2 separate regions of the Homo sapiens genome follow, and region 1 is linked to region 2. Evidence: chromatin loops called from intact Hi-C (ENCODE). Cell type or tissue: natural killer cell. All regions are shown on one strand. Each heading gives the region's core, and the rest is flanking DNA. Links, peaks and the distances in the headings are about the cores only.

Region 1 (10,025 bases), core at 936-8,935, 140 kb before region 2:
TGGGTTTCCTCTTTGTTTGTGGGTACAGCCTTTTCCCGCAAGAGGCTCAAACTTGAAATGGCAGGGCTGACTCTAGGTTCTCTTCTAGTATGCAAGGAATATGAATAGGCTGGTTTGCATATAGGTTGCAGAGGTGGGGAGTAGGTGGTGGTGGGGGAAGCAGGACTGTGAGAACCCCCTGCAGTCGTCAAAGGGTGGCTCATTGCTTTCTGTGGCTTTTACTCCTGAGTGAAGCTGCCTTTCTTATTACCCTCCTTGTCCGTTCCCCGTCACCTGTGCTGTGATCTGGTTTGGAAGTTTGAAGTTACCCCAAGCTCTCTTCTACTTTTTTGCAGACCTCCAACCCCCTCATTGTTCTCCTTAAGCAGATTGTCCCCCACCCCACCCTTTTTGGAGAGTTTCTAGGATTTTATTTTGGGGGAATAAATAAATTTCTTTCCAACTGGGATGGTGGTGAAAAGGCTGTTTGTAGACTGTGGGTGGGGAAGGGTTTGAGGCCCCACTGCTGTCATGCTTGTTCGGTGGCATTTGCACCACTGGAGATGATTTTAGACAGGGTGTCAGCCCAGCAGTAAACATCATTGAAATAGAAGTCAGGTCATGACTCCCTTTTCAGTTCTTTTCTTTTTGTTTTTTTTTTTTCTTGGGGGATATGACCTTTATTGAGCTTATCCACCACAGTGGAAATAATGTCTGTACAAAGCCAAATGTTTGTTACTATAACTTCTGCATTACAATTAAAATCCAAACAGTTTTTTAAAAACAGTCAGCTCAATCAAAGCCCAGTACTTCAGAATCAATAGCTTCCTTGAAGCCACAGTATCACTTAAATATGGTTAAGACTCAAATGCAGAAATTTGGTTGGAAAGCTAATTAAACTTCCAACTTGCCCAAATAGAATTACAAAAAGACAAAATTGTGTTTTTCACAGAAATATAGTCCACTGGCATCACCAACACTGGACAGCTGTTCTTTTATTTAGAGTCCTGAGATAACAAGGAATCCAGGCATACATTAGACAGTCTTCTGTTGTCCTTTCTTCCCAATCAGAGATTTGTGGATGTGTGGAATGACACCACCACCAGCAATTGTAGCCTTGATGAGAATCCAATTCTTCATCTGCACGAATAGCAAGTTGCAAGTGACGAGGGGTAATATACACTTTACCTTTAAGTCTTTTGATGCATTTCCTGCCAGTTCAAGTCCCTCTGCGGTGAGGTACTCCAGGATGGCTGCGCTGTACACAGCGGCAGTTGCACCCACATGTCTGTGACCCGTCGTCCTAGATTTCAGGTGTTGATGAATACAGCCCTCTGGGAACTGCAAGCCGGCTCTCTGCGAGCGGGAAACCGCCTTTGTCTTGGCCTTTCCGGAGTCCTTCCCAGCCTTACCGTCAGCCATTTCGAGTTCTGCTGAAGCTCAAGCAAGGCAGAGAAAGGGCTAATCAGACCCGTGGTGAGATCCCACCATCTACTCCTTCATCGCACCGTGATTCAAACTGCCCTTTTCAGTTCTTACTATTCCTGATCGGATCAAAGAGAAAATCTTGATGTGGTGCTAGTCTGAAAGACCTCTCTAATAAAGGCTATTTTCCTATTGTAACAAAAAGAGCAGGAAGTAATATTAGTCTTTAATAACTTTGTTTTGTTATAGGTTGGTGCAAAAGTAATTGCGGTTTTTGCCATTAAAGGTAAAATGGCAATTACTTTTGTACCAACCTATATTTGTGTGTGTGTGTGTGTGTGTGTGTGTGTGTATTTTTGAGACACAGTCTCACTCTGACGCCTCAGCTGGAGTGCAGTGGTGCAATCTCGGCTCACTGCAACCTCTGCCTCCCTGGTTCAAGGGGTTCTCATTCCTCAGCCTCCGAAGTAGTAGCTAGGATTATAGATGCCCGCCACCACACCTGGCTAATTTTTGTATTTTTAGTAGAAACAGGTTTTCACCATGTTGGCCAGGCTGGTCTCAAACTCCTGAACTCAGGTGATCCGCTCACCTTGGCCTCCCAAAGTGCTGGGATTACAGGTGTGAGCCACCGTGCCCGGCCCAGTGTGTTTATTTTTATAGTTACCACCTATTAATGAGAAAGCAACACTTGTTTTCCATTTACCGTAGTGATATCAAATTTCGTTTAAAATATTTATGTAAATCATAGGTGATTTAAAGAAAAATATTAATAACAGGATCAGGGCAGGCAGAAACTGGTGCTGTAGTGGTAATGCCTGCAGTTTGAGAAATGCCCTCAATTCTCCCGAAGATTGTTCATATTCCTCCCCAGGTCTTGGTATTTGTTGATTCTTTCTCTGGACTCAGTTGAAAGGACACATTTCGCTGGTGTTTTGAGGGTTCTTTTATTTTGAAACAACTTTGGAAGGGCGGGAACGTGGACAGGTGTCCTGGGTCTGCTGTCTTAGACTGGAATTTTACCTGGTGGTCTTCTTGGTTTTGTCGTTTTTGTTGGACTCTTTTCTTTTTTCTTTTTTTTTTTTTGAGACGAAGTCTTGCCCTTGTCCCCCAGGCTGGAGTGCAGTGGTGCGATCTTGGCTCACTGCAAACTCTGCCTCTTGGGTTCAAGTGATTCTCCTGCCTCAGCCTCCCGAGTAGCTGGGATTACAGGCGCCTGCCACCATGACCGGCTAATTTTTGTATTTTTAGTAGAAACGGGGTTTCACCATGTTGGCCAGGCTGGTCTCGAACACCTGACCTTGGGTGATCTGCCTGCCTCGGCCTCCCAAAGTGCTGGGATCACAGGCGTGAGCCACGGCGCCTGGCCTCTTTCCTCGTTTTCGAATTAATTTTAGTGTTTGGGGTTTTAGTGGGGCTTGTTCCCCACTTCAGCTAGGCCGTTGCTCAGCGTCAGTGGCTGGAGATGTTGGCAGAGTCAGTCCCTCCATCCATTAGGTGCTGAAGGGCCACTCAGAAGCCCAAACTTGCAAGGGTTTTTCTGCTCGGATCTCTTACGCTTTTCTCCCAGGGAGAGGTCCCGTGGCTCATCAGAGCTTTAAAAACCAGACTTGGGTTTCTCCACCATGCAGGCGTGTGTTCTGCCTGCCCTCTTTCTCCAACCCAGACCCACGTAGGCTATGCTGAAACTCTGTGGAGGCAGACCCTCTTGTGTGGCCTGGGGACGTTCCAGCACCATCTTTGTAGCTCGGGCAGCCTTACTTGTCACCCTGTTTGGTTGAGTCCGACTTCTTGGGTCCTTGAACACAGGGAGGCACCCCGGCTTGGGGCCAGCTGTTACCCGCGCTCGCCCTGGCATGCAGCCCTCTGGTGTCTCAGCTGCGCTGATGGGTGCCCACCCCGCGGTGCTTCTCCAGGCCCCAGGCGTTTCCTTTGGTCTCTGTGGAGGTTGTGGGGGGCAGGTTGGAGAGGAGAGTTACTTGCCAGCACTTTAAAATTGGCTTATTTCAGACCTAAATTCAAGGTGTCTGTGATGTCCTGAGGCGGATGATCTGGCAGCCTCAGGGCCGAGTTGTTAGGTGGGTGGCAGCGTCCACCGAGCTCGTGCCCACCTTCTTGCCATCGACTCCCCCATTTCACTGCCTGCCTGGCCTCTGTAGGCACTTGAATTTACAACACGTTTTCTTGCCACTAACCACGCATTTCCCCACTTGAAAAGTATTATTTCTTCTCTCTTACAGTTTATCACATGGTCCAGAACTTTCTGTAAGCGTCCTGATTTACTTTATTTAGAGTTATTCCAACTGTTAACTGATTTATCCCATATTTGTGTGTTACAGTCATAATTTTTTAAACTTATTTTGGCTTTTAAAATTATTATTTCATTATAATTACATTTCTTGTCTAATTAGTACTTTTAGTAATTACTGCTTTTTACATTTAATCATAGTGTTAATGTTTGTATAAAATCTCCCTAAGAAGTATAAACCCAACTGGTGGCCACCACAGTGGTGGGACCAAAATGAACATTTAGGTGCCCAGTGCCTTTGCTGACTTGCAGATTTGAAACACTTTTCTCTGGCATGCAGGCCTCTGTGTTTGGTGCTGTTTCAGGACTAGGATTTTAAATTTTACAGCTCACTCTTTCCTCCCCTCTAATTCACACTGTTTAAGTATTTTAGATGTGGAGCACATTTTTTGTATCTAGAGGGTAAGTCCTTCTCTTTCCTGACCTTTTTTTTTTTTTCCCTGGAAACTTCTTAGCACTTTCTCCTGCTTATTTTCCTGATAAACTGTATAACTCTTGCTTCGATAACAAGTGTTTATTGGCTGCTGTCCTGAGCCAGGCACTCTGCCCGGTTGTCTGGGGACCTGTATGAGGAGCGGTCAGTGTGGCAGGTGTCCAGTGTCATTGAATTCTCCTCAATGCATTAGGGACAGGAGCTGATTGATGGATGGCTTCCAGTGTTTTACTTCTAAACACTGTAGGGAAACAGCTGTAACAAAAATAAACCTGGAACCTTTTGATCCCTGGACAGTCTTTGTTGAGACGATCACCAGGAGGCACTCATTCCTCCTTAACGTGGTCACCGAATCTAAGTTTCATTAAGTTTTCTTTTAGGAAGTCCAGAGACTTGAGGAATAAATCATAGTGGAAGTGCAAGGTGTCTCTTGCAAGGCATGGGTTTACTGTGCTTTTGTGGATTTCTGCCCTTAGTTTTGGTTTAGCTCCTTTCTGATGAAAAACTTTATGAGAAAGTTACTTTATGAGACACCAAGTCACCCCATTCTTGTGAGAACCCTGAGAAGTTTACCAAATAGTTAAGTAGTCAGACATAGGAAAACCAATGTTGTGGTAGGATATGGCGGCTCCTCCTCTCAAGGGTGTGAACCATACAGGGCTTTTTGATGTGTGTATTTTTACATGCGTGACTTGTGGAGGCAGGCAGAGTTTCTGGGTTGCTCCCCTACCTGTCTGTCTTCAGCTAGAATGCTTCTGTAACAGCCCACAGGACTAAGCTTTGCAAGGCCTGTGGTTAGTGTCTCCAGTACCCAAAAGATACATATTTTTATTCAGTTAAAATTGGCCATTTTAACCATTTAAAAATGTTCACTTATTGACTTCCAGTACATTTACATTGTTGTGCAATTAACAGCAACCACAATTTAATTGCAGAACATTTTATCACGCCAGAAAGAAACGGAGTGCCCATTAAGCCAGGCTTGTCCACCCTGCAGCCCATGGGCCATATGCGACCCAAGACAGCTTTGAATGCAGCCCAACACAAATTTGTAAACTTTCTTAAAACATTCTGAGATTTTTTTCAATTTTTTTAAGCTTATCAACTATTGTTAGTGTTAGTGTACTTTATGTGTGGCCCAAGATAATTCTTCTTTTCCAGTGTGGCCCAGGGAAACCAAAAGATTAGACATCCCTGTATTAAGCCGTCATGCCCTATTACCTTCTCCCAACTGTCCCTGACAAACACTAATCTGCTTTCAGTCTGTATGGATTTTTAAATTCTGGACATTTCATATAAGTGGAGTCATATAGTACATAACTTTATATGACTGGCTTTTTTTCACTTAGCATAATGTTTTTGAGGTTCATCTATGTTGTAGCATGTATCAGGATCCATTCCTCTTATGACTGAATAATATTCTATTGTATGGATATACATTTTGTTCATTTGTTGATGGACATTGGTTTGTATCCACTTTTTGTGTTATGATAATGCTACTATGAACATTTGTATGTAGGTTTTTGTGGAAAAAAAAATCCTGTGTTTTCAGTTTTCTTGGGTATATTCCTCAGAGTGGAATTGCTAGGTCATGTCATAATTCTGTGCTTGACGTTTTGTGGAACCAAAAAGATATATCTTAAGTATTAAAATAGTACACATATAAAGTTATCATAGTTCCTTCTTATATATTAGAAAGAAATGGTTTCTTTATAGTCAGGCAGAACCAAGTTCAAATCCCAGCCCCTCTACTAACTAGCTGTGACCTTCAGTGAGTTATTTAGCCTTTCTTAGTTTATTTCTTCACCTAGAGAATGCTGATAATTAATTCGTGCTTCAGGGCTATTATAGTAATTCACTGAGATGGTATTACATGTAAAGTGCTTTTATTAGCACAGTGCCTGGCATAAAATAATCCACATATACTGTAATATTTATTTTAGGATAATACGTAGTCACCCAAGCCTGATTAGTATTTATTGCCTCAAAGAAATGACTATGTACTTAGGTCAAACCAAAGAGAAATCAGACCCAAAAGGAATTCTTAAACTTTATATTTTTATATTATCTTTGCCAGAGAGGTATTTTGCATTTTTACTTTTAGATTAATGCGTTGTCTGTTATTCTCAAAATTTGTAGCATCCCTGTTTTCAAAGGTAAAAGGATCTCCTGCAGAGAAGTGACTTTTTCTTAACCTTCTGTTTGATCTCTGCTTGGGTTCTGTGCGTATGAACCACTTCCTGGCTCTGCTCACAGAGAGGCCGAAGATTACTAGTGACTTGCCCCATCTCAGTGCATAAGGATTCACCATATGGATCTTTTTCTTGAATTAGTAACTAGTTACAAATTATTTTTTCTAATTGTCAAAATCGATTTTTTTTTGGTAAAAAATTAAGATCTCCCATGAACAGACCAGAGATTATCTCTGTTAATATTTTGGTAGATGCTTTTTTAAAAAAAGTATTTATATATTATTTTTGTATAATAATACCACTAGAATATTTTGCGCTTACTATTTAGGAACATCTTTCCAAGGTACAAAATATTTTTCTACAACCTATTGCTTAATGTTGAATATTATCCCATTTTTATGGATAGAACATAATTTACCCATTTCCCAATTAGATATTCATATTGTTTCTGGTCTTTTCACTATTATAAACAGTGCTGCGATGAACATTGTTGTAGCAGAATCTTTGTGCACATTTATGATAATTACTTTGGGCTAAATTCCTAGAAATGGATTTCTTGGATCTGTGTTGCAACCTCCACAAACTGCAGTCTTTTTATATTTCGTTCACAATTACATTTACTTTTGTTACACAGGGCACTACTTTGATTTCTATTAGTGCTGTTTGTGATTGTGTATGTCTTTCACTTGAAATCCACCATGAAGGTGAAAATTTGTTTGAACCGTGGCACTATATGGCAGTGCAGTGTAGTCAGTTGTGTTTGTAGTCCGGATTATCAGAGCTTGAATTCTGGTTCTGCTGCTCACTAGCTTCTTCTTGCACACTGTTTCAGTGTACTCAGCCTCACCTTTTATTTTATTTCTACAGAGTCCCATTTGGTGTGTAAGCTGGTTTTTTGTTCCTATTTCTGTGTTCCTCCCATGGGGCTTCTTTTCTATGGCCACTCTAGACCATTGAGGATGGAAGCTGATGGATAAAAATGCTGCCCTGTTCCACCTGGGATGGTAGTTGAGACACATTCACAAGGCTTCTCGGAAAGTCCTGCAGGTTCCAGCACCTGTCAGAAACATCTGTCACTCATGGTGATCGCCTACTTGACAGTGCCCTTCTTTGGACTCTTCCTCTGTTTCGCTCCCCGTGTCCTTCACTACTGCTCCCTGGGATCACATTCCAAAATAAAGTCCCTGCCTGGAAGCCTTTGTCTCACCTTTTACTCTTAGAGGAACCCCGGCTAAGACATTTTCTAGTCATGGATAGGTAATGTACTCTCCGAGTCACAGTTTTGTCTTCTGTATAAATCTGAGAAGAGTGATGTCTGCCTCATAGGGTTATTTTGAGGTTTAAACCGTGTAAGTAATTCATTCACCACATAGTTACTGAAAGGCAACTGTGTGCTAAGTGGTGGCATTCTGGCTATGGGGATATGGCAGTGAGCAAGACAACTAGGACCCTGTCTTCACAGGGTTTACATTCTGATGAAGGAGACGGACAAAGAAGCAAACAAAGAATTTCAAGTAGTAAAGAATGCCACAGAGTAAATTAACCAGGATGATGCACTCAAAAGCAAAAAATCACGATGGAAGGCCACTCTGAGGAGGTGCTCTTAGAAATGAGGACTCAATGGTGAGAATAAGCTGGACGTGGGAAGAACATTTTGGGTAGAGAGAGTAACAGGCACATAGGCCCTGTAGTGGGAGTGGCAGGAGCAAAGTAGCACACATAAAGTGTGATGCTAATACCTCCACTTCCTAAGTGCTTAATAAATGTTGGTTGGTATTAGTAGTTACTAGTTGGTTATATTAGTAATTAATAATTGAGGTTAGATCAAAGGGGTAGCCCATTGGTAATTACATAGCAGTAAGTGGTCAGTTTAGCCTTATGGATTGATGACAAATTGGTTTCATAGAATAAGCAGTAATTGGGCAGGATGAGAATGGTTTCATAGTATACTTTAACTTGTTGATATGGTAAATTACATTGATTTGCTTTGCATTCCCAGGATAAGCATTATTTGGTCATGATGTATTCTTTTTATATAATGCTAGGTTTGATTTACTGATGTTTTGTTGAGAATTTTGCATCTGTTAATACGTTCATAAAGTATATTGGTCTATTTTTTGCCTTTTAATATCTTTGCATGGCTTTGCTAACAGTGTAACACTGGCTTCATAACATGAGTTGGAAAGTGTTCTCTATTTTTCTGTGTTGTAACAGAGTTTGTATAGAATTGGTATTTAAATGCTTGGTAGAATTCTCCCCTGAAGCCATCAGACTTGGAGTTTTCTTTGTTGGAAGTCTTTTAACTATAAATTCAATTTCATAATATCTGTAGGACTATTTAAGTTACCCATTTCTTCTTGAATGAGCTTTGGTAGGTTGTGTCTTCCAAGGAGTTTGCCTGTTTCATCTAAGTTATCAAATTTATGGGCGTAAAGTATTTCCTAACATTCCCTTTCAAAAAAAAATTTAGTTGTGATAAGACATTTTAGTAGTGATAAGAAATACATAACATAAAACTTACTGTTTTAACTATTTTTAAGTGTACAGTTCAGTGACATTAAGTACATTCACATTGTTGTGCAACTTCTTACTATCCTTTTAATGTCTCTGGGGTCAGTAGTGATGCCTCCTCTTTATTCCTGATACTGATAATTGTGTCTTCTCTCTTTTTGTCCTGATCATTTCTGCTAGAAGTGTATCAGTTTTATTGATCTCAAGAACCAGCTTTGAGTTTCATTGATTTGTCTCTATTATAGTTTGTTTTTTCCATTTCATTGATTTCTACTCTTAATTATTTCTTTATATCTGCTTGCTTAGGTTTTAATTTGCTCTTCTTTCTCTTTTTCTGTTTTTTTTTTTTTTTTTTTTTTTTAAGATTGTAACCTACACCATTATGTGAGACCTTTTTTCTTCCTAATATAAGCATTTTTATGCTACATTTTCCCCTCTAAGCATTGCTCTATCTGCAGTCCACAAATTTTGCTTGGTTGTGCTTCATTTTTTTATTCTGTTTTAAATATACTCTAATTTCCTTTGTGACTTCCTCTTTGACCCAGATATTGTTTAGAAATGTGTTGTTGAGTTTTCACATATTTGGGGGATTTTCCATCTTTCTGCTGTTGGCTTCTGATTTTTTTGTGGCCAAGGAACATGCTTTATATGATTTTAATTCCTTTAAATTTTTTTGAGGACTCTTTTATGCCCAGAATATAGTCTATTTTGGTGAATGCTCCATATGCACTTGAAAAAATGTGTAACTTGCCGTTGTTGGGTGGAGTGTTCTATAAATGTCAATCAGGCCAAATTGGTTGATAATGTTTTTCAGGTCTTGTGTATCCTTACTGATTTTACTGGTCAGCTTGGGCTGCCATAACAAAATACCACAGACTGGGTGGCTTAAGGAACAGAAATTAATTTTCTTACAGACCCAGAAGCTAGAAGTCCAAGCTCAGGGTTTTGGCGGGTTTGGTTTCTCCTGGGGCCTTGCAGGAGCCTGCTGGCTTCTAGCTGTGTCATCACATGGTCTTTCCTTTGTGTGTGCAAGCATCCCTGGGTCCCTCCCTTTTCTTAAAAGACATGTCACATTGAATTAGGGCTCCATCTATCCTTATGACCTCACTTAACCTTAATTACCTCTTTAAAGGGCCTATCTCCAAACTTAGTCAGCATAGAGCTTCAACATACAAAT
Region 2 (10,025 bases), core at 1,474-9,473:
TTTTAAATGGTTATATAGGTAACTACATAGTATCTTTGATCTCTTGCCTCTTTATCTTCCAAACCTAAAATGTTTACCACCTGGCCCTTTACAGAAAAATATTTGCCAGTCCCTGCTGTAGAAGGTTATATAGCCAGCAGCTTTCAAAGTAACCTTTTACCTGGAAATGTGAATTCTCTCTTAGTTCTGGTCATCTGTTATTTGTGGGAGCCAATCCTCTCTCTGTTGGCTGATGATGAGAATTCTGTTATATACCACAACACAAACTTGGGGATAAAACTTTCCATTAGGCATTTCTGTAAAATTTCCATCTATTTTAGAAGCAGAACTAAGGTGAAGCCCAGTGTGAATGAATCCTGCTTGTTGGTACAAGCCAAGTGGGACATTTGGCAGCAAAGCCCAGGAGTCCTTGGTGCTCTTCTTTTAACTGCCTCCTCATCTCATTGGGCTGCCCGGTGTTAACTGGTTGATTATCACCTCTGTGTTTTGCCTGCAAGGAAAGAAGCTACTGACACCCAGAGTGGCTCAGCGATACTCACACGTGCTTTCAGTTACTTTCGCAGCATTTGGTTAAAGTGAGTTTAGCTGCACATCCTCACTTGGTAACATTCTGTGGCTGTGAAAATTGTTTCTCTCTTTATCCTCCCCCAGCAACAGCCATTTGGTATCATCTGAGATGTGCACCAGGAGGCAGATCTGCCCTGTCAATCATGAGAGTTCCTATCATTAATCAAGTATTTTGAATTCAATAACTTTTTTTAGTGTTTTAAAAGTATTTACTGGTCCTTGATGTATTTTTTAGCAGCTGATGGAATTCACATACCATATAACTCACCCCCTCGAAGTGTACAGTTCGGTGGTTTTTAGTATTTTTTAATTGCACAAATACCGTAATTTGAGAACATTTTTCATCACCCCAAAAGAAACTGCGCCCCATTAGCAGTCATTCCCATCCGCCCTGTCCTAGGCAGCCACTTAATCTACTTTCTGTCTCTGTAGACTTGCTTATTCTGGACATTTTATAGAAATGGAAGCATATGTAGCTGATCTTTATGACTGGCTTCTTTCGCTGAGCTTCACGTTTCTGAGGTTGACGCATGTTGCAGCATGGTTGATTTTCCCTCTGTGGTTTAGATAGCAAGATCTGCCTAGTAGAGCTTTATGTGTGCAAGTGCCACTCCACCAGACCAGTTTCTGTCACTGCCCCTTCATCAGGCCAGCTTCCTTAGGAAGCTTCCTGTTGCCTCTTGGCCTCACCAGTGCTACCATTTTCATTACCGTCTATTCCGCAGAATACACGCAGTGCCAGGCTCTGGTGAGTCCCACAGTGACCAAGGCAGCACGATCCCTCCTCTCCCTGAGCTTAGAGTAGAAAGCGTCAGTTACAGTGAAATGTGATGGTCACTCTTCTGGGAGAAATGTGTAGTGCAGTCAGGAAGAGTCAAGAAATTGTGTCTGGAGGCAGCACCGTCGGAAACTCTCTACCTCCGTCTCCACCCCTGTGTCCGGGGTAGGGGCAGTGCACGTGTGTTGCAAAGGAGTCCACCAGGAATCCAAAGGGAGCGAATTCTCATGTGTCCCGAGCATCCTCAGAGACAGCAAGCTGGCACGTGGCACCCTCCTCAGCACTTTTCCTTTTTGGCTATGCTCTTTCACTTTTTGGTGCAATTTGATTTGAAAACGATTCTTTTCAAGTTGCTATGCTTCCTTGTCAACAAAGCAGTCTAATCAGTTAAAGCTAGTTCTTTTATGACTTTCTTCTTTCAAGAGTTTATAAGTATATAGCATCAGATGTGGAATAAGTTACTAGTGCTTAGTTGATAAAAATCTGCAAATTAAATGAAAATTACTTGCAAGAACTCTATTTTCAGTGAAGTTACAGCTACGCTGTTTATCTCAATCTGTACCTCCTTGCAGAAGCTACTGCTGTGTTTCCAGTGCTTTTGTAGTTGATCATACTGATCTTTTTGACAAAATTCAGAACAGAAAGATAGGATCAATCTAAAGTGTGATCCTTTTCCAAGACTGACTCATTAAGTGACCTTGAGAAAATCATTTCTATTTTCCATCCTGCCTTGGTGTCTTCATGAGAAAAAAGAGCGAGGTACAGTCTCATGATACCTCAGAAAACAAGCAAATGATGATGATGTACTTGGCTTTTTGAAGATGTAAAAGTTATCAGTAATCCTAATTCTTTTCCTGGGTTTTCCTTTTGTCACTTATTAATCAGTTTTTGAAAGGACGAATGAATTTAGAGATGTACTCTGGAGCAGTATCATGTTAAACCAGGGGTATATTAGAAAAATCATCCTCATAATCATTCTGGGAAGTTTTTCCTCCCCAAAAAAAGCCATCCTGATGGGTTTTCAAAACCAGAAAAAAGCTCTTAATGAGGAACAGACCACTGGAGTACCCATGAGCATCTCAGGAAAACTGAGACCCTCGAGAAGCCTTGATTTCGTGCAACCCCCAAGGTTTCAGAGCCAGCAGCCCAGTGCTGTGGTTGACAGACGTGGTTTTGTGGAGAAAGCAGCCAGAGGCCAGGAATTTTCAGAGTCGTGAGTCACGATCTCCCACCCAAGATTAGAGCACAGATTAGCCATACTGAGATTTGGTAAAATCATTCTGTCTAAGCAATGGAGGTGTGTGCACACGTGCAGTGCCTGTTCACAGGGGATGCAGGCAGATCGTGGGTTTAGGATGGGGGAGGCCACCGCACCCCCCTTCACTGCTCTGCACCTGCTCCCTCACGTGGACACTGTCCACAACTGTGGCTCTCACAGGACAGTTGCCCAAGGAGCTCATATCTTATTGGAGATAGGGGGTTGTACAGGTGACATTCATGAGCAGTGTGAGCCGGGTGACATGGGGGTGTCAACCCAGCATCTGTCCAGGAGCTCCTCCTGCAGCGGCTCTGGCAGGTGGCCTGAGGCTCCTTTTTGAGAGAGAACTGTTTGGCCTTCCAGATGTTCTTTAATATAATGATTGGGAAGAGACAGCTCATAACTAGCTTAAGGCTATCTAGTCCAGCTTTCCATTTTACAGCTGGGGAAACCCAGACTCAGGGTTTTATTCTCTGTTCACTTGGCGGCTTGGCTGAGTTCTGTGGAAGTTCAGCAGAGCAGGGGAACAGGAGGGTTTGGGTTGCAGAGAAAGAAGCCACTTACAGATGGGAAACAGGAGTTGGGCCCTATGCAAATGGAAGGGACCAGGGAGGGCACTTTAGGTGGCAGGGACAGTTTGAGCCGACATAGTAATTTAGGATGTAATTTAGAGAAGTAATTTACGATGGGGCTGGTTTGGGCAGACCTGCAAAACAGGACAGACTCAGACAGGATGCCCGAGGGTTTTTGGTTGAGGCAGTGTCATTGTGAAAGGGCTTCTTGTGCACACTCACTGACCGTGGCATGCAGATTGGATTGGGGAAATCTTACTGGCAGTCATGTCATCCAAGAAGTTGTTGGCATAATCTCGGAGTGCAACAGCAAGGACCTAAACGGGCAGATCCTCTCCCAGGGGAAAATCAGTAGTCCTTCAGCGTTGGCTGGGTTTGATGGACAGAGGAGAGCTGAGTCCAGACATGAGCTGGGAAGTGGACATCCGCCTGCCACGGTGAACGCAGATAGGCAAGTGCGGGAATGAGACTCAGGTGGTCACTGAAGACATGAAAATGGATGAACTCTCCACGGAGGAAATGTAAGAAGAGGGGAAACCTTGAGTAATCCCCAGTCTCATTTTTAATTAGGAGTTTCACCTCTGTTTCTGTCAAAACATTTACTGTAACAAGTACCAAAACTAATTTTAATTTTGACTTTTACTTTATAATTTGTGTGTAGAGCCAATGCTGGGAAGGAAAAAATGACCCCAAATTTGGCAGACAAAAGAATGAAGGAAGGGAAAACAGAATATACGATGCAGAAATGGATAATCCACACTCTGAGAGATGCACTTCCATTCTTATGTCTTCAAGGCCACTGTCTCAGTCCTCGCTGTGTGGCCCTTACCGTCACCAGCGTTCAGTGCTTACAGGTGTGTCACTCAGTCGAGGGAGTGAGGAAGCTGCAAGACAAGGCCTTGGCATGCTCTTCCTGCGCTGATGTCCCTGACCTGCAGCTGGGCTGTGGGCTGTGGAACCCTGTGGTCCCCCCACGCCACCCTCTCACCACCACCTCCTCCTCACAGAGCAGCCTTAGCATTCTCATTCTCTACCAAAACCAAAACCAAACCAAAACACAGGAAAAGGTTGGGACACCTCTGGTCCTGACGGTCCCTGGAGGAAAAGTTCCCCATGAGGAGTGATGGGTCAGTCACGTTTTCAAAACAAACGAGAGCCAGGACGCAGGCCTGTGGCTCAGCCCGCAGCGTGCTTGGTGCCACAAGCCCCCCCGCAGCTGCCCAGAGTCTCACCCCACTCTGTGCAGGGGGCCTGGAGGGCAGCGGCGGCACAGACCCACTGGACGCCCTGGTGCATGGCTGAGCCATGTGCATCCCATGGCTCTCTCCAGAGTCCCTTCCCTGCACCTCCAGGGCCTCCCCAGATGGAACTGGCTGGGAGCCGTGCTTTGTTGAAACAAAGGGAAAACCTGTCTCTCTTGGGTTTGCAGCTGCTGTTGAAACCAACTGAACCTGTTTGTAAAATTGTACCTATGTCACAGTAAGATCAGCTGTGCTAGGTATGTCAGGCCTCTGAAAAGAAATGTCATTAAAGTAAACAAGACTTGGGACACATGTCTGTCAGACTGTACACAGTAGAAGCATCCCTTGCAGGGGCTGTTGGGTTGCATCCTAAGCTGTGCTGGAGCTTCCCGATGTACTCTGTAGATGTCTTTGCACCTTCTGTCCTCATTGCCATCCCCAATCAGTCCCTGGAACACCAGCTGTGGCCCTGACCCTTTTAGCCCCTGCATGGAATGCACAGGCAAGGCGTGTGGCCTTTGGGACTCCAGCCGACTAGAGCAAGACAGAGGAAGAAGAGACGGGGCAGAGGGCAGCCGATAGTTGGAAACTTCTGTCCCCTAAGCCAAAAGGTTCTCAAAACTGAGCAACAGGATGTATTGTGTCTCCTGATCGTATTGCCATGGAAACTGCCTTCTGTTCTGCCTAGAAGAAATAGTACTGTTTGAAGTATCTCATCCATCAACACTGGTCACTGTGAGAAACCACAAAGGAAAAGTGAAACCGAGAGCTGCAAAACTAGCCTGGGACTTTGTTCAAGCGATCATCTCCTTTCCCTCTAGTTTATTATTTTTTCCAATACCTACTGAGACTACTGCTAAGCAGCACAGAAAGATACAATACACTGTTTTTATAGCACGACACAAAGATCATGGGTGGCACTTCACATGACAGGGTTAGATTCAGTCTTCTGAGTTTTCTAAGGTTCCTATTTTTAAGACTTTACCAAGGAACCAAGGCTTTCAAATATGCAGCATGGTTTCTTCTGGGCCTCGCGTTGCCCCATCTCTTATCCAAGTGGTGAATGTGTTGCCAGTTTGTGTGTGGTTCTGGTGGTGGGCTTTGTTTGGTTTTCTTTTTTTGGGCTTTGTTTGGTTTTTCCCCAGTTTTGCCACAAAGCTTTTGCTGAGGACAGCAGCCTCTGTGGTGTCTTTTCTCTCTGTATTGTGCTCACTCTTGTAGTCATGCACCACATAACAATATGTTTTGGTCAATGACAGATTGCATGTATGACAGTGGTCTCATAAGATTATGATGCCATATTTTTGCTATGTCTTTTCTATGTTTAGATACACAACTACCATTGTGTTACAGCTGCCTCCAGTATTCAGCACAGTGACTTGCTGTACAGGTTTGTAGCCTGGTCGCCATAGGCTACACCAAGCAGCCTTGGTGTGTAGTAGGCGATCACATCTAGGTTTCTGTAAGTACACAGCAACAAAGTCACCCAACAGCACATTTCTCAGAATGAAGCCCTGTTGTTAAGCGACACGTGACTACAGTTTTAAGTCTAACAAGATGCCTCTCGTTCAGTCCTGAAGTGCTTCTTGTTTAGTTTTTAATGTACGTTTGTTTTGTTATCTCAGCCAAACTCTTTTCAGGGCCATAGGAAATTAGTCATTTCTCTGTGTCACAGCCTCCTTATCTGGCCCCAGGACAGCGCACTACGCATAGAAGGCAAATGAGTAAAACTAAGTGTAAGCATATTCATACTTACACCAAAAGCTGCAGCTTCCACAGAGCACAGGGAATTGCAAATAACTGTCTTCTATGAGGAGCTGCCATTTGTGGTTTCACCAGTTTCCCAGCATTGCTTCTTTGTAACTCCTGGTTCTTGTATTAGAAGAGGATGCTATGTCCATGAAGAATGTAGGTATCAAGCATGTCCTTTGGGAGCCTCCTTGCTTTAACCCCTCTCACCCCTTCCACCCCGCCTTCATTAGTAACCCATCACCTGGGTCTTCATATCCCAACTAACTACAGTCTTGGCTAAGAAAACCCCATACGCCTTAACTCAGCAATATGCCTCACTATGTCTTTGTCCATTCAGTTATCCATTTTGCAACTGTTTCTTGAGTGCTTGCATATGCCAGGTCGTACAGGAGGCCAGGTCTACAAACAGGACAAGATGGAGAATCACAGTCCCCGTGGAGCTAATAGGCTGTTGTGAGATTCAGGCCGGTTAGCCTGCAAGTGAAATGGGATGTGCTGAGAGCTGTCCTGGGGAAGGGATGGTGAGGTGTGAGAGCACGCAGAGGAGTACAGGGTGGTGAGAGCAGGCTCCCCAGCAGGAGTAGAGAATGTGAGGGCGGTGTTGTGAGAAAGTGACTCCAGTGGCAGACAGGAGTCTGGTAAGCCCAGGTAAGAAATTTCTGTCGGATTCTGAAAGCAACAGGGATGCATTGAGTAGCATCAAAGGGGAGGATGTCTGTAGTCATCCGAAAAGGCCCTTAATGTACTCTCCCTTTCTTTTCTAACTGTGTATCTATGTGGCTGGATTTGCTTCATGTACTTCAAAAACCAGAGTAACAGAACAAAATCGAATGCAGAAGCAGATGGGAGAATCCAGCAACCTTCTAGTAAGTCAGACATTAAAGAGATTTGCAAAAATGGAAAACAGTGCCACTCTTCTCAGTAATTCTGTTTGGGAAAACATGGTTATTTTTTATTTCAAAAATCTATATTTATGTTAGCAAGTAATAGGCTTGTGATTGTTAATGAGTTATTAAATATTTTTAAATTAATAAAAGGGCAATGAGGAGCCAGCAAAGGGTTTCTAAGTAGAGGAGGGGCTTGACGAGATTTGTATCTTAGGAACTAACTCTGGAGCCACCCCGGCCATGGACTGTGGTCTCACACGGGGCAGTGAGAGTGAGGGTGGAGACAGTGGCGGGGGAGTTCCAGTGGACAGAGCCTAGAGATCTGGTTTATGCAGTGGATGGATGTGGATGTCACACCCCAAGACAGGGGACACAGCAAGAGATATGGGGTGGGAGATGAGTTTGTTTGGGACGTGTTCTATCTTAGGTGTCTCCTTAACATTTAGATGAAAGTGTGTTCAGGAGACAGTGGGTTACATGGCTCTGAGACACAGTGTTTGGGTTGGAGGTTCGAGTTTGGGAGTCTCTACCCCATGAAGCCCTAGGAATGGATGGGCACCCAGAACACGGAAGAAGGAGAGAAACACTCCCCACATGGAACCTTCAAGAACACCCGTGTCTGAAGGACAGGAGTGGGAGGAGGAGAATCTGAGGACACTGAGAAGGCGTAGCTAGAGGGCTAGAAAGAAAGCGGGATGCCACAAAGCCTGGGGAAGAGAATGTCGAGGAAGAGTGGTCAGTAAGACCTGGTGCTGCCAGAAGGCAGGTCACAGAGCGCTCAGGAGGATCCACTGGATCTAACAAAGGGTGCTTTGATAACCTGGAAGAAAAAGGAAAAAGTGTTTCATTATTAAAATACCAGACTATGAGCTTCTAAAAGGCAGGGAGGTTGTCTTAATTCTCTTTCTACTTTTGTTGCTGAAAGTATTACCAGGTACATTAGTAGATGTGATAATTTTGTGATTTTACATTAACTCATTCAAGTAAAACGATCTAGTCTTTTTCTGCCCTTGATCTCCGTGGTAGGTCATCCCCTTTGTCAGAGACTCCTGTTAAATCAACCTGTTTCCTAAATGTGTAAGTATTTCCTTATGGCCTGGGGTAAAGCTTCCCAGCCACTGTGCCATGGTCATAGATGGGCTGAGATACTGGTCCCCTCCCCGCTTGGGGGCAACTGGAAAGGGCCTGAAGCCACTGGGCCAGCTGTAAACAGTTTTGGCTTTTCCTGTGGACCATGCAAATCTGTCTTTTTCTGTGTGTGCCATGAGGTGGAAAACATTTGAAAGCCTTGGTCCATAGCACACTGAGTAAGTCCTTGTGTGGGCCCTGCCTCGCCTCCCGTGTGCCCAAGCACAGCACCCCTAAAGAGTCACATCGCCCTTCGCTGCCTACCCCATGGTCTCCCCCAGAACCTTCCCTGCATGGTGGCCTGCAGGGGGCCACCGATTGTAGACTGGAGGTGCCCCTGCTGTGTGCTTCACACTTCAAAACCTGGCATGCTGATAAAGGCTTTCTGAGCACCAAAGACTGAGAAGAAAGGGTGCATTTGTTTCCAATGGCCAACAGTCTTAAAATAAGATGAAGATGCTTTTGGAAGTCATTTTGGCTTTTCTAAAACATCGCATTCATAATGCCCCCTCTGTAATTGTTCTCCATTTTACTCTTTTATGGGGCACCAACTTGTACGAGCAGTCAGCTCAGGCTGCAGTGAGCTGAGAGTGGTACTGGCCACCTGGGAAATATGTTCAGGTCTTCCATCCATCACAGCCCTCCAGGATCCTGTAGTCTAGTTGGGAAGACGAGAAACAATACTGTATAAAGTATAAGGCCAAGTAGTAAGGATCAGAATAATCATAGCTAAGCTGCAATAAGCTTATAGATGGCTTTACGTTCTATTTTAAATGTTTCACATGAATTAACTCTTTTGATTCTCATACTCTCCATGTGAGGTGGGTGCAGTTATTATTACCACTTTACAGGTGAGAAAACCAAGGGTCATGGAAATGTTTGAAAATGCATCTAAGGTGTTACAATAAGAGGCAGAGCTGGGATTTGAGCCCAGTTATTCTGGCTCTAGAGACTGTTCTTAACTCAGCTTCCTCTACCTTTTTGTCCCTCTGCCGTTATTCCTTAGCATTGCTTTGCTCCTTGAAGGCGGTATAAACCCACTTAGGCCCCTTTCTTTGAACACCTTGGGGAAAATGCCTTGCTTGCTCTCTTCTCCATCGTTGAAATCATTCTCTTTTAATATTCAGCCCCAGCCCCATCCTCTTGGAAGTCTTACCCCTGTGCTTTGGCCGCAGTGGGTTGATGTCCACTCTGAGCTTTTCTAGTCCTTTTGATTTAGGCCTCACAGCTCCCATCTTAATTATATATCATCTTGCATTGTTCTGGCTTTTCCATTTCTGGGTATCTTGCCTTCCCCCGAGGAGATGGGGCGCTCTTCGGGAGCAAGGATGAGACCGCGTGCCTGGCTCACACTCTCCTGTGGACGCTCGAGTGCCCGAGGTCAGCCACCCGTGAGCTCTTCTGGCTTCTCTAATGTAGACACTGCCTGACCATCCCATCCAGAAACCTTTCAATGCCTGTAGAACATGGATTTCTGTTCCATGGAACTTCTGCTTAATAAAATGTCAGAAACTTTTACTGCTCCTCGGTTGGGAAACCATCATGTATGTATGTATGAATATATATTTATTCATTCATACATGTATATATACACAAGAATTTTTACTTCATTTGAAATCTTCTTACAAACTAATAATAAGTATTTCATAAAACGCCTGTTCAAACTGCAAGCTGTTTCCTTCTTCACTTTTAAAATATGTGGTTATTGCTTTTGAAGAAGACAAAGTAAAGGAAACATTTCCTGTTTATAGAGGCTCATATTTAACCCTACGTAAAGAGCAGATTCATGTCAAAACATCCTAGAACCTAGAGCCGTAACTTTCTGCTTTTTAAGCACTTTTC

What was found. Hi-C counts contacts between places; a loop is a spot of excess contacts. Peaks named below come from ENCODE experiments on the same cell type or tissue, not always from the same donor. Only the 100,000 strongest peaks of a DNase experiment are listed, where the experiment ranks them.
Region 1: a loop joins it to region 2, with 5 times the contacts of the local background. A loop is called at or near these places in 8 of 110 quality-filtered maps.

What each region holds. Positions count from the first base shown.
Region 1 is chr13:99,214,358-99,224,382 of GRCh38, forward strand. The region is part of intron 1 of UBAC2 (UBA domain containing 2); the gene reads left to right. It also overlaps the pseudogene H2AZP3. Among named protein-coding and RNA genes, the nearest start is that of UBAC2, 19 kb to the left of the region's middle. In natural killer cell, for the core only: no CTCF peak of the experiment used is centred there; DNase peaks (open chromatin) are centred at 1,244, 3,554, 4,824, 6,384 and 1 weaker place; H3K4me3 peaks cover 1,028 bases; H3K27ac peaks cover 7,252 bases.
Region 2 is chr13:99,351,390-99,361,414 of GRCh38, forward strand. The region is part of intron 7 of UBAC2 (UBA domain containing 2); the gene reads left to right. It overlaps MIR623 (microRNA 623), which reads left to right and starts at 4,742; the gene lies at 4,742-4,839. It overlaps FKSG29 (a long non-coding RNA gene), which reads left to right and starts at 31. Exons shown (of 1, transcript NR_024013.1): 1 at 31-638. RefSeq lists enhancers at 406-495, 4,769-5,008. In natural killer cell, for the core only: no CTCF peak of the experiment used is centred there; DNase peaks (open chromatin) are centred at 5,102, 5,502, 5,982, 6,832 and 6 weaker places; H3K27ac peaks cover 7,020 bases.